2 separate regions of the Homo sapiens genome follow, and region 1 is linked to region 2. A link is an interaction called in ENCODE POLR2A ChIA-PET data of the cell type or tissue named here. Cell type or tissue: B cell. All regions are shown on one strand. Each heading gives the region's core, and the rest is flanking DNA. Links, peaks and the distances in the headings are about the cores only.

The links. Peaks named below come from ENCODE experiments on the same cell type or tissue, not always from the same donor. Only the 100,000 strongest peaks of a DNase experiment are listed, where the experiment ranks them.
Region 1: POLR2A ChIA-PET joins it to region 2 with 5 read pairs; 8 of 35 experiments call an interaction of 5 or more read pairs at or near these places.

The regions. Positions count from the first base shown.
Region 1 is chr5:131,180,554-131,187,553 of GRCh38, reverse strand. It overlaps LYRM7 (LYR motif containing 7), which reads right to left. Exons shown (of 5, transcript NM_181705.4): 3 at 5,255-5,325; 4 at 445-526. Among named protein-coding and RNA genes, the nearest start is that of LYRM7, 13 kb to the right of the region's middle. In B cell, for the core only: no CTCF peak of the experiment used is centred there; no DNase peak of the experiment used is centred there.
Region 2 is chr5:131,284,268-131,291,852 of GRCh38, reverse strand. The region is part of intron 1 of CDC42SE2 (CDC42 small effector 2); the gene reads right to left. Among named protein-coding and RNA genes, the nearest start is that of CDC42SE2, 24 kb to the right of the region's middle. RefSeq lists an enhancer at 2,525-2,584. In B cell, for the core only: no CTCF peak of the experiment used is centred there; DNase peaks (open chromatin) are centred at 2,540 and 3,310; H3K4me3 peaks cover 1,298 bases; H3K27ac peaks cover 2,424 bases.

The sequences.
Region 1 (7,000 bases), core at 2,541-6,540, 110 kb after region 2:
AAGATCGCACTACTGCACTCCAGCCTGGGCGACAGAGTGAGACTCCATCTCAAAAAACCCAAAAAAAAAACAAAAACAAAAAAACAAAAAACAAAACTCATTATAGAGTAAAAGGTAAAGAAATAGTCTAGGTAAGTGATAAATGATGCCAGAAAAATTAAGAACTGTAAATAAATATGATAAAAATATATAGTTGTACTGTCTTCATAATTAGTGTTGAAATATAAGAAGATAAAAATAAAAAATAAAAATTGAAACAAATGTGGCAAAACAAAGTTTCATAATTCAGTCTTATAGACTATAACCTTGTAAAATATATATGCTATATACCATATTGTCTGGCAAAATCAAGCTGTTTTATCACTCAGCATTACATGTGCTATAATTATTCAATATTTTAAAACACATTGCAGTTAGAAACCATTTTTCTTTAATTTTACTTACTCAGTGTATTGTGGTCTGTGTGAATACCTTGTATAACAGATGTTCTGAGTAATAATTCAACATCAGAACCTATTTTCATTAGCTGTTAAGAAAACCAAACAAATAGAGTAAGTCCTTTAGGTGTTTCATATGAATGTACTGTTTTTGAAAACGATAGTTTTACTATAATTTCTTTTCAAGTAATACAGTAGTTTCTCCTTATCTGCAGTTTCAGTTATCCGTGGTCAACTGTGGTCTGAAAATATTAAATAGAAAATTCCCAAAATAAATAATGTATAAGTTTTTAATCACATGTCACTCTGAGTAGCATGATGAAATCTCATGCCATCTGCTCCAGCCTGTCTGGGATGTGAATCATTTATTTGTCCAGCATATCCATATTGTATACACTGTCCACCTGTGGTCACTTAGTAGCCATCTCGGTTATCAAGATTGACTGTTGCCACACTGCAGTGCTTATATTCAAGTAACTCTTATTTTACTTAATAATGGCTCCAAAGCACAAGAGTACTGTGTCTAATTTATAAATTAAACTTTATCATAGGAAAGTATATATAATAAAAACATAGTATATAGGATTTGGTACTATCAGAGATTTGAGGCATCCACTGAGGATCTTAAAATGTATTCCCCAATGATAAAGGGGGACTACGGTACTGCTTTTAACTTTTTATAACCATTCCAACTAGTATAGAAAGCTCAGATATGCATATAGTTTTAACTTTTATCTATCAATTCTATATTTTCTTCCAAAACAGATTTAGAGTATTTTTTGTTACAATGTGTATTTTTAAGTGTGTTTAAAATGCACATTTTTGGGAGGGCAGTTGAATCTTTCTTTTATAGAATTAGATGTTCAGAACACTTGAACTCCAACTTTGGCTGTGTCATTAAGTGTATGGCCTTGGGTTAATCACCTACTCTCTTTGAGTTTCAGACCTCATCAAATAATATGTACTTGAGAGACCCTGAGACCCTTTCAGGGATCTGTGAGGTCAAAATTACTTTCAAAACACTACAGCCTTCTGCATGGTTTGAGTTGTCAGCAGTAGAGCTTTCTCCATCAAAATACCATTTTTTACCTTTACAGAACCACTGACAAATTAAGATTATTTAGACTTAGCTATTTGGCAGATATTTTCTTATTTTCTTAGAAAAGTAGAGTGTGTCACTTCAAAGAAAACAACTGACAGTATTTGCTGACAATGACAAAACTGAAGCTTTCAAGCAAATATCAGAATTCTGGAGAACTTGTATCTGCCAGGGTAAGCTTGATAGCTTCACAATACTTAAATATTTTTTTCTTGCTTTGTTTTTGAGACAAGGTCTTGCTTTGTCACCCAGGCTGGAGTGCAGTGGTGTAATCATAACTCACTGCAGCCTTGAACTCCTGGGCTCAAGTGACCCTCCCACTTCAGCCTCCAAAAGTGTTGGGATTACAGGTGTGAGCCACCATGCCCAGCCTTAAAGATTTTTCTGATGAGATGGATATTAGTATTGATAGATATAATTTAAAAATATGTAATGAACTATGTCAATATCTGGAAGATCTGTAGTATTTAATGAACCTGCATTTTCTAAATCATCACTGCGTGATGTTACAAAATCATGCATGGGTAAAAAATCCATTCACAGGGAAATATCAATTAAAGTTCACTGGTCTACCTAAACGAAGCTTTGAGGGCATGGAAGAGAATATCCCAAGAAGAGGCAACAGCATAAAAACCCTAAGTGAGGAAACTTTTTGGTAAATTCAAGGACCCTCAAAGAAGGGGCTGAGATTGGAAGAATGAGGGGGATGTGGTTCAAGTTGAGGTGGCAAGGTAACAAAGGTCAGATGACAGTCTTGTAGGTCATGTTAAGCACTTTAGATTTTTCTTGAATGAGATGAAGAGTCATGGGGTTGTGAGTAGTAGAGTGCTGAGATATGCCTTTTTTTTTCTTTTTTTAAGGTTTATTCTGTTTTTAAAAGTACTGAGAATAGGCTGTAGGGAGTGCGGCTAGAAGCAGGAGGCCCATTAAGAGGCTGTTATAACAAGAGAGATGATGGTGGCTTGGACTCGGAGATAATTACAGGGAGGATAAGAAGTAGTTGAGTTCTGTATATATTAATATTTTGATATTTAAGTCAACAGGATTTGCTATCAGATTGGATATAAGTGTGAGAGAAGAATAGCAGTCAAGAAAGCACCAAGGTTTTTGGTCTGAGCATCAAAAGGAGGGAGCTGGAATTAACTGCCATGGAGAGAGCTGTGGGAGAGCAAAGCCTCATCTCCTGACACCTGGGAAGGGGCTTAGCAGGGCAGAGAAGGAGAAAATAATGGGTCTCCTCAGCCACTGGAGGTACATAAACTGAGTCAAGTCCTAGATATAAGGCTGGAAACAAGGCTAGTTGAGGAATAAGGGATTAGGCGGGTCCAGAGAAGATGAGGAGGAGGTGGTCTGCATGAATCCTGGAACCCCCCCCCCGCCAAAAAAAATTCCATTTGTCTGACAGATAACAGAGTTGCACATTGGAACTAACCTTTAACTGGGTGACAGAGTGAGACTCCGTCTCAAAAAAAAAGAAATTACCTCATGTCAAGGCGTAGTATTAAAAAATATTCACAATTACGTGGCTTATGCCTGTAATCCCAGAACTTTGGGAGGCTAAGGCAGGAGGGTCGCTTGAAGCCAGGAGTTTGAAACCAGCCTGGGCAACAAAGCAAGACCTCCTCTCTACCCAAAAAAATAAAGAAAAGAAAAAATCACAATTATCTAATTGTTTTACTCTTTTCCAACTACAAATCTGTGTAAGGCTGAATTTTCTTCATATACTTCAACCTAAAAAACATATTGCAGGGGGCTGGGCACAGTGGCTCACGCCTGTAATCCCAGCACTTTGGGAGGCTGAGGTGGGTGGATCACCTGAGGTCAGGAGTTCAAGACTAGCCTGGCCAACATGGTGAAACCCGTCTACTAAAAATACAAAAATTAGCTGGGTGTGGTAGCATGCACCTGTAATCCCAGCTACTCAGGAGGATGAGGCATGAGAATTGCTTGAACCCAGAGGTGGAGGTTGCAGTGACCTGGGATCATGCCACTGCACTCCAGCCTGGGCAACAAGAGCGAAACTCCATCTCAAAACAAAAACAAAAACAAAACAAAAACAAAAAAACCAATACCACTCTTCTCACTACATTTTTAAAAATAGTTATTTTTCATAAATATCATGTTACTTTTTAACATATAATAAAATTGTTATTTTAAAATGAATTAATCAATATATATTTTTAAAAATTCTCAGTTTACATTTCTAATATGGTAAATAATGATATAAACAAAGCTTTTTGGGGTCCTCAATTTGTAAGAGTGTAAAGGTTCTTTGAGATGACCACGTTTGAGAACTGCTGGTCTAGAGAGGATGCCTGAGATTCCTTTTAGTGCCAAGACTGTATCAACCCTCTAATAACAAAGCAATTATTTTAAAATTACTAAAATCTTAATATTTTTCAGTTGCAGAAAGTACAAAATATACATTTGTATATAACAAATATGGAATTTCTAGATTGCTTAATGTTAAATTAATGCTCTGTAAGTAAAATGAATTTGGGAGATTGTAGTTCATTTTCCCAGTTTACTTGATATAAACAGACCTCAATTTAAAAGTCTTTAATCATAATTTCAAAATTAAAAAATTATCATATGTTATGAATTAGTCTACTGAATAGCAAACAGTACAAACTTCCTCATATACCTTTTAACTTCCCTTCAAGTCATGAGTTGATTATATGGTCATTTTAATTTCTGCCATGAATAAAAATTACATATTCCCTATTTGCCCTATCATGTTTCAGCAAAATCTTTCCCTTTTTGTTTATTTTATAGAGAGGGAATACTTAGGCTATCTCATTTTGTCTCATGAGCTCCATTATTAAAGGTATTTACTATTTCAAAAATAGCATTTTCTCCACTAAATATAAATGCATTTTTTATCAGTTTTTTTTAAACATCTGGAAATTCTATGAACATAGAAAATTTCTCTAGTTTGTACCTTCCTTTAAAAAGGATTCTTTTTAAAGGAATCAATTCTTGGAACCATATCAATTCTTGGAACCAAATCAATTCTTGGAACCATAACTATCTTGCAAATTATTTTCCATTTTTTTGTTTTGTTTTCTTCCTAAGGGTCCTTTCCTTACCTTTATATAGTTAGACATAGGAAGCTGAGGACAGAGATAATATGTATATGCCAGAATACATAATATATAGGAAAAGAAAAATTGTGCATTTTTTTCAATAAACTTCTACTAGGAGTATTAGGGAGCTGAGAAAGTAGTGTCTGTACAGTGTCTTCAACTAGAGCAAGTGACCAAAATGCAAATACAGAAAGCAAAGCAAGAATAGTTCATACTGCGGCTGTTTGTCATTGCCAAGATGGGATTAAAAATAAATATCTAACCGCTTAGTTCAGTTAAGAGTAGAAGTTTCCTCTGTAGTTCTGAGTTACTACAACACTCATTCTCTTTAGTTCCAGTCACTTGCTTTAAGTGAAGATAGAATTTCTGTAGGTTTCTGGGTTTGTTCAGCTGTTCTGGCTTTGATCATGGCTATTTCCATGTTCTGTTGATGGGGTACCTTGCTGTATTTTGGTGTCGGCAGATGAGCCTGAGGAGGTGAGCCATACCAAATAAGTGAAGGTTATCTACAGTTGTGATGGCCTTAACTATCAAGTAATGGTTTTTATTTTACATAACCCCTCTATCTTCATCATTTCCTCTTTGACAAGATAATTGTATAAGTTTTACTATAATTGAAAAAATTACTGTACCTCTTCTATTTTCTTAGAAGAAGTTTCACTTTTATTATTTTTGAATTCTTCATTTATCTTTATTCTGGCTGCTACAAAGAGAAAAATACATATAGTTATTCGCTTTTGTAATCTATAATTCCTATCTCAATAATTGACACATTATTCACTATGAATGGCTACTTCTCTACTATAGAAATTGCCCTCATGAAAAACAAAGCATAAGAATAAGAAATTTATTAATGAAGTCTCTTGGAGAGCTTTTGACAGGGTGACAAGTTTGTAGGTAAACCTACTATAAACCTTTGGCACTCTAATATTTTTTCTTCCACTGATTTTTACTCTCAAATTCATTTGTATACCTATAGCTACTGAATTATAATAAATCTAATTTAATGTTTTATTTTTACAAATCTAAGGATTTCTATTAAAATGCTTTTTTAAGATGGTAAAATTCAATACATACAAGTATGTTAAACTACATACACACATACACAGAGATTGGCAGCAAACAGGATATATGTGTACATATATGTAAAATTTTAAGTGTCTTGGCTGACATATAAAGTGAGTGACAAATAAAACTTTTGTTTACATATACCACTGAGAATTTGATATCATTATAGCAGCATACTTTGGTAGAATCTCACTGGTCTTATTGTGCTGCTGTGAGCGTTTAATGGAACAATCCGTATAAAGTGCTTAGCAAATATGCAACAAATTGTTAGCTGTTCTTATAACTATTCCACTTGAAAAATTTAAAGCAACAAAAATATTCCATGTTGATAATTACCATAAAAACTTCCTTCTATGTTGTGTGTGTGTATATATACATATATATGTTATATATATATACATATATATGTTTTATATATATATACATATATATGTTATATATATATAAACATATATATGTATATATAATATATATGTATATATTATATATACATATATATGTTAATATATATATAACATATATGTTATATATATGTGTGTGTGTGTGTATATATATATATATTTTTTTTTTTTTTTTTTTTTTTTTTTTCAGATGGAGTCTTGCTTTGTCGCCCAGGCTGGAGTGCAGTGGCATGATCTCGGCTCACTGCAACCTCCGCCTCTGGGTTCAAGCAATTCTCCTCCCTCAAGGGATTACAGGTGTGTGCCACCATGCCCGGCTAATTTTTGTATTTTTAGTAGAGGTGGGGTTTCACCATGTTGGCCAGGCTGGTCTCTAACTCCTGACCTCAAGTAATTTGCCTGCCTCTGCCTCCCAAAGTGCTGGGATTACAGGAGTGAGCCACTGAGCCCAGCCTATGTTGCATATATTTCAATACGTAAGGTGGTTTAGAGTTTGGACTTTTGAATCAGACTGCTTAGACTAAATCCCAGGTCCACCTTTTACTCAGTATGATGTGGGACAGATATTTTCACATTTTGTCAATTTTCTCATTTGTAAAAATAGGAATTATAATAGCAACTATCTTACAGAAATGTTACAAGAATTAAATCAGGAATTCATGTAAAGTACATATAATACAATACATATATCTTATTTGTTCAGAAATTATTTTTGATGAGTTACAAAAACTTAAATCCCTGGAAACAGTGGGGACACTTTACCTAGGTGCACTCTTAAGGAGGTTCATAAATGTATGAGGAGTGGAACTGAACATGAATAACACAGAACCTAAGTTTCAGAGCCTGTGACTTCCAGATAAGATAGAAACTACTTAAAACAGGGAGATACTGAATTTAGAATCATTTGGG
Region 2 (7,585 bases), core at 1,394-5,393:
TCTATTATGAAGTGCCAAATAAACCCTTAACTTACCAAAGAAACCATCAGAAAGGCTGATGAGTCCCGGGTGGTGTTTGTTATATCAGTATTTTTGAAGGGTTATTTGTATTTAAAGAGCAGAGGGAAAAGGTAATATAAAACTTGCAAGATTACTTAGATGTAAATGGCAGTCTTGATCTTACATGTATTTTGAAAACTATTTCTAAAGAAGAATTCATATTTTTAAAAAAGTTATGGCTATAAAACAATAATTTGGAGATTTACTTCTTTAATGAGAAAAAGGAGCATGCTGGACTCTATAATATTATATTTAGTCTTTTAATGTACCAAACTGAGTTCAAGGGAAGGAGAAAAAAAAGAGTAACTAAACAAAATAAAGATCAAAGTGAAAACAAATCCTTCAAAAACGTAGTTTTCAATTCCGAGTGGATAGTAAAATAAACTGGTGAGCTTCTAAAGCAATATTAATGCCAAAGCCCCACATCAGACAAATTAATCAATTCCTAGGAGTGGTTCCCAGGAACCTGTGTTTTGTTAAGGGTACCACCAGACTATTTTAGTGTACTGCCAGGGTAGGGAACCACCATTCTGAATAAGTCCTTTTTTAAAAAAAAAATCATATACATAAATTCATGGACCATAATAATTCACCTTCATTATATAAACATTTTATAAGTGATTAAGATATGACAATTTGACATGGCTAACCAAATAGCATTAAGAAATAATTAAAAAACAACAACTACAGACCACAGAACAATCTTACTTACAAATCAGGCACACTTATAAATATTTCTCTATAAGGCTTCTTGTGAAAGCCCTCCCCATACCCAAGAGTTTTTATATTGACCGATGTTTTCTCCTAGTATTTTTAAGGTTTTCCTTTTTTATCTTGAACTCTGGGAAAAATCAAGAATTTACCTTGGTATGGAGTAAAAGACAAAGATACAGTTTTCTTTTTTTCTAATTTTTATATTTTGGCAATCACTTCCATGAGGTTCTAATTACTATGTTCGCTGGCCTGTAAAGTACTATAAAAACTACGCTGGTTTCATCATAAAAGTCAGTTATGGCCAGGCATGGTGGCTCATGCCTATAATCCTACCACTCTGGGAGGACGAGGTGTGCAGATCACTTGAGCCCAGGAGTTTGAGATCAGCCTGGGCAACATGGCCAAATCCCGTCTCTACTAAAAATACAAAAATTAACCAGCCAGCCTGGTGCCAGCCTGTAGTCTCTGCTACTCAGGAGTCTGAGATGGGAGGATCATTTGAGCCCTGGGAGGTGGAGGCTGCCATTGACCCCGCGCCACTGCACTCCAGCCTGGGCGACAGAGCCATACCCTGTCTCAAAAAAAAAAAAAACAAAAAAAAAAAAAGAAAGAAAAAAGAAGCAGCCAGTTATACAGTTTCTCAAAACTTTCAAGGTAAAATTAAAAAGTGAAATAATTTACTTCAAAAGATAAATACACGATACCAATTAAGGCAGAAGATAAGCTGTTCCCTTAACTCAAGAGTCCTCAACCCAGTATAAGGTTTGATACTTTCCAGGGGGTACACAGGTCTAGACAATTTTAAGGAAATCAATTTTCAGATCACCAACTGCCTTTTGTGCTCTTCTAAAATTGACGTATCCAAGCACGATTCCTTGTCTCTTCCATCTTTCCTTTCACAATAGCTCTTCTATGTTATAAAAGAAAGTCAAGGCCAGACACAGTAGCTCACACCTATAATCGTAGCACTTTGGGAGGTGGAGGCAGGAGGATCACTTTAGGCCAGGAGGTGAAGACCAGCCTGGGCAACATAGTGAGACCCTGTCTCTACAAAAGTAAAATAAAATAATTAGCCAAGAATGGTGGCACGCACCTGTGATCCTAGCTACTCAAAAGGCTGAGGCAAAAGGACTACTTGAGCCCAGGAGTTTGAGGCTGCAGTAGTGAGTTATGACTGTGCCACTCTACTACAGCTTAGGTGACAGAGCGAGTCCCTGTTTCTAAGAAGGAAAAAAAAAAAGTCATTTCTCTTATTCATCTCAAGTTTTAACATGTTCCTTACCTCAAGAAATCTCCAATGCACCAAAAGGACAATTGGGAGAGACTGGGGAAAAGTCTCATGTGAGCAAAACAAGAAATACTGAAAGAAATGATGCCTTATGCTACAAACTCTTTTTTTTTTTTTTGAGACAGAGTCTCGCTCTGTCACCCAGGCTGGAGTGCAGTGGTGCGATCTCAGCTCACTGCAAGCTCTGCCTCCTGGGTTCATGCCATTCTCCTGCCTCAGCCTCCAGAGTAGCTGGGACTACAGGCGCGTGCCACCACGCCCAGCTAATTTTTTGTATTTTTTAGTAGAGACAGGGTTTCACCATGTTCGCCAGGATGGTCTCGATCTCCTGACCTCGTGATTCACCCGCCTCGGCCTCCCAAAGTGCTGGGATTACAGGCGTGAGCCACTGCACCCGGCCTATGCTACAAACTCTTGACATGACTCCTTGCTTTATCAACCTGTCTTAGAAGTAGAAAGTGAAAGTCACTGAGTGCAGGTACCGATGTGTTTCTTAGAATTAAAAATAAAACCACTTCTGATGAGAAAACATACTCCATTTGGCTGGTTTGACTATGAGGACCAGCAATTAGATTTTATAGCAGTACTTCCCATTAAAGTGAATAACCAAAATCACTTTAAGGTCAAGATCTTAGTCAATACATTATGTAAAAACATATACAACAGACAATACACCAGAAACTAAATCTTTTGCAACCTTTTAAACTTATGATGAAAAACATTAATGTCAGCTCTAAAATGTATTAAGCAGTTTTTACAAAAAAAATGTATAGAATACAGGAGCCAAAACATTTAACAATTACCCTAACTTGCTGACACAGAATACTATTAATAAATAATACTGATCAAAGAAAAGTAATCAATTTGAAAAGTGGTGGGGGTAGAAGGAACAACAACAACCCTTAAATTTCAGTGCCTGAAAATGTCTATACCAAAGCCTCATTCCTTGCTCCTCCAAAGTAGTCAATAGCATCTCTAAAGCAGTTAAGTTTCCAGGTCCTTGCCAAAGTAGTCAGTAGGTATCTCTAAAGCAGTTAAGTTTCCAGGTCAACCTAACTTTCTGTTGCAAGCAACAAATGGTACCAGAAGCTAAAAATCCCTAATTTGCTCTCAAATACTTAGTGAAGAATCTACCAGGCCCAGTGGCTCAAACCTATATTCCCAGCTATCTCAGATACTGAGGCAGAAGGATCATCTGAAGCCAGGGGTTTGGGGCTGTAGTGAGGTATGACTGCACCACTGCACTTCAGCCTGGACCATAGAGTGAGGCTCTCTCTAAAAAAAAAGGAATCGAAATTACAGTATTTGGAAGTTATTTAGCATATGGCTTTTTAATGAGACACTCACCATACTGAAACTACTCAATAGGCTGATATTTCATGAAACTTGGGAGGTAGAAATATCTTCAGATAAAAAAATTACACTTAAGTATCTTCTAGCATTCTCAAAACTTTATTTTATCAGGAACTAAAAAGTGTAACATCTTGATTCCACATTATAAGAGGAAAAGTTGCATTTACTAGTTCACATACTATTTTTAAACATTACCACAATTTTTTTTTTTTTTGAGGCAGGGTCTCCCTCTGTCACCCAGGCTGGAGTGTAGTGGGATGATCATGACCCACTGTAGCCTCAACCTCCGGGGCTTAAGCAATCCTTCTAAGTAGCTGGGACCACCATGCCAAGCTAATTTATTTATTTACTTTTTTGATAGAGATAGAGTCTCACTATTTTGCCCAGGCCGGTCTCAAACTCCTGGGCTCATGCGATCCACCTGCCTCCGTTTCTCAAAGTGCTGGGATTATGGGTGTGAGCCACCACGCCCGGCCACTTCTCCCATTTTTGACAAAATAATAAATGGAGGTAAAATAATCAAATAATAAAAGAAAAAAAATTACATATTAATTCAATTCTATAAAAGCCCAACTATTAGGGAAAAAAGTATGGAGACTTTTACATCTATTGGCAATATTTTACCTATTCAATCCAAAGAGAAACACACTACAAAGAAAATTTCGGTAGGATATGGTGCTTCACACCTGTAATTCCAACACTTTGGGAGGCCGAAGAGGGCGGATCACTGGAACCTAGTAGTTCGAGACCAGCCTGGGCAACATGGCGGAGCCCCATCTCTACAAAAAAATGCAAAAAAAAAGAAAAAAAAGCTGGGCATGGTGGCACACACCTATAGTCCCACCGACTTGGGAGGCTGAGGTGGGAGAATCACCTGACCGCAGGAAGTTGAGGCTGCAGTGAGACATGATCGTGCCACTGCACTCGCCTGGGCATCAGAGTGAGATCCTGTCTCAAAAAAAAAAAAGAAAAAGAAAAAAAATTCTACAAACATCCATTTACTTCCAATGAAACACTACAACTGACACATTATGAAAATAGAACATCAATGGTTCAGATTAAAAGAAAAGAAAAATTTCTGAACAAATCAAATCTAAGTTGAATATTGTTAACCTTACCACCTTTAAAATACAGCTGACCCAAGGCCGGGCGAGGTGACTCACGCCTGTAATCCCAGCACTTTGGGAGGCCAAGGCGGGTGGATTACCTGAGGTCAGGAGTTTGAGACCAGCATGGCCAACATGGTGAAACCCAGTCTCTACTAAAAATACAAAAATTAGCTGGGCATGGTGGCGGGCCCCTATAATCCCAGCTACTTGGGAGACTGAGGCACGAGAATCGCTTGAACCCAGGAGGCAGAGGTTGCAGTCAGCCAAGATTGCGCCACTGCACTCCAGCCTGGGCGACAGAGCAAAACTCCATCTAAAAAAATAAAATAGAATAAAATAGTAAATAAAATACAGTTGACCCATGAACTACACAGGGATTATGGTCCCGGCAACCTGTCAGCCCCTCACTCCATCAAAAATCTGCAAGTAACTTTTGACTCCCAAAAGTTAATAGCCTACTGCTGACCAGGAGCCTTACATTAACAGAAACAGTCCATTAACATGTATCTAGTATATGTATTATATATTGTATTATTACAATAAATTAAGCTAGAGAAAAGAAAATGTTAAGAAAATCATAAAGAAGAGAAAATATAATTACTATTCATTAAGTGGAGTAGATCATCATAAAGTCTTCATCCTTATCATCTTCAAGTTGAGTAGACTGAAGAGAAGGAGGAAAAGGAGGGGTTGGTCTCGCTGTCTCAGGGGTGGCAGAGGCTAAAGAAAGCCTACATGTAAGTGGAATTGCACGGTTCAAACCCATGTTGTTCAAGGGTCAACTGTACGCTGAGTATAAAGCCTTATTACCTAGTAAACAGAGGCTTCTGAAGGCTAGTCATGAAATAGTTGGCATTCATTCCCTCTCACCACTCCCTATACGTGCCTTCTTGTACGTCAAGGGCAGGAATGCTTTATTTAAAAAAAAAAAAAAAAAAAAAAACTGGCCAGGTGCATTTGCTCATGCCTATAATCCCAGCATTTTGAGAGGCCAAGGCAGGAGGATCACTTAAGCCCAGGAGTTCAAGACCAGACTGGGCAATACAGTGAGATCCCATCTCCACAAAAAACAATTTTTTTAATTAGCTGGGTGTGGTGATGAGCACCTATAGTCCCAGCTACTAAGGAGGACCTCTTGAGCCGGGGAGGACTGCTTGGGCCCAGGAGGATTGCTTGAGCCCAGGAGGTTGAGGCTGCAGTGAGCCAAGATCATGTCACTGCACTCCAGCATGGGTGACACAGTGAGACCCTGTCCCCCCAACCAAAAAAAAAAAAAAAAAGCTACATTTCCCAGACTTTCCTTTACAGTTAGTATTGGAAATGCAAACAAGGTTCTGCTAGTTAGACAGCCTCTTATGAGATTTGTAAAGCAGAAGTGATAATGGAAGCTATCTTTCTGTTGCTGATTTAAGTGGTGAGCAATGACACAAAGAAGGTTTAGAAACAATTGTGATAGCCTAACTCTACTCACCAGATATAAAGGCAACTGGAAGAAGCTGTGGTACCAGATTCAGTGTTCCTATGACTACTTACCAGTTTGTTTCCTGACCTCTCAGTCACAGCTATGGGCTTATGTTCTTGAATATATTAATCTAGTGATAACCCTCTGATTCCAGCTCTTCCAGACCATGCAATGATTTTGTAAGTACCAAATTGCCTACCATAAGATATCTTTCTGCCTAAAAATCCTAGAATAGAGTTTGTTTCTTGCAAGGAGCTCTGAAAGAAACAATACTGTTCATTATGCTTAAAATATGCATTGCCTGTATTTTTCCTCTCCCTCATTTCAGAAGTCAAATACACAAGAATTATTCTACACTGCTATTATAAATTGAAATGCTTAGGTCCATGTGAAAAATTAAAAGTTCTCTTAGCCATAGTCAGAAATTATTTTATTTATAATATATGCTAATCATGAATCAATATAGAATATTAACACTCCTTACACTGATGATCCTGCTTTTCTTGGCTGAATAAATTTATATCAGTAACATACAAAGATACAGCTACTGTTGGTTTTACGGTTTTGGGTTTTATTTTGGGGCGGGGGGAGCAACAGGGTCTCACTCTGTCACCCAGGCTGGAGCACAACCCGAGCTCACTACAGCCTCAACCTTCCAGGCTCCAGAGATCTTCCTGTCTCAGCCTCCTGAGTTGCTGGGACAAAGGTGTATACCACCTCACCAGGCAATTTTTTTTTTTTTTCAGAGACAGGGTTTTTTTATGTTGTCCAAGCTGGTCTCAAACTCCAGGGCTCAAGCAATCCTCCCACCTTGTCCTCCCAAAGTGCTGGGATTACAGGAATGAGCCACTGTGCCTGGTCTGGGTTTTGTTTTTTTAGAGATAGGGTCTCATTATGTTGTCCAGGCTAGACTCAAGTCCTTTGGCTCAAGCAATCCTCTCACCTCAGCCTCCCATGTAGCTGGGACTAAAGCGCACACCACCATAGGCAACCTCTATTATCATTTAAAAAAACTATTCTTTTACTTTGATTATAAAAGGAATATATGATCATTGTAAAAAGTGTGGAAAATATAGAAACATTTTTAAATTGGGGGCTGGGCCCAGTAGCTTACATCTGTAATCACAGTGCTTTAGGAGGCTAAGGCACAGGATTGCTTGAGCCCAGGAGTTCACAACCAACCTGGGCAACAGAGCAAGACCCTATCTCTACCAAAAAAAATTTTTAAATTAGCTGGGCATGATGACATGTGCCTGTAGTCCTAACTACTCAGGAGGCTGAGGTGCGAGGCTTACTTGAGCCCTGGAGTTCGAGGTTACACCAAGTATGATCACACTACTGCACTCCATCCTGGGCAACAGAGGAGACTAAGAAAATTAAAAATAAAGAAATTAATAACCATCCCCCAAAACCAGGTACACTGAACAGTTGTACACGTACAATTTTGTATCCTACTTTAGCACTCTAACAATTGTTTTCCTTTGAAATCCTTTACAATGAATTACTAATAAAAGATATATGCAGATGTACCTAATTTAACGACTCTTTTTTGTTAAAAATTAAGGTAATTTTCAATTTTTTAAAATTATAACTAATGCT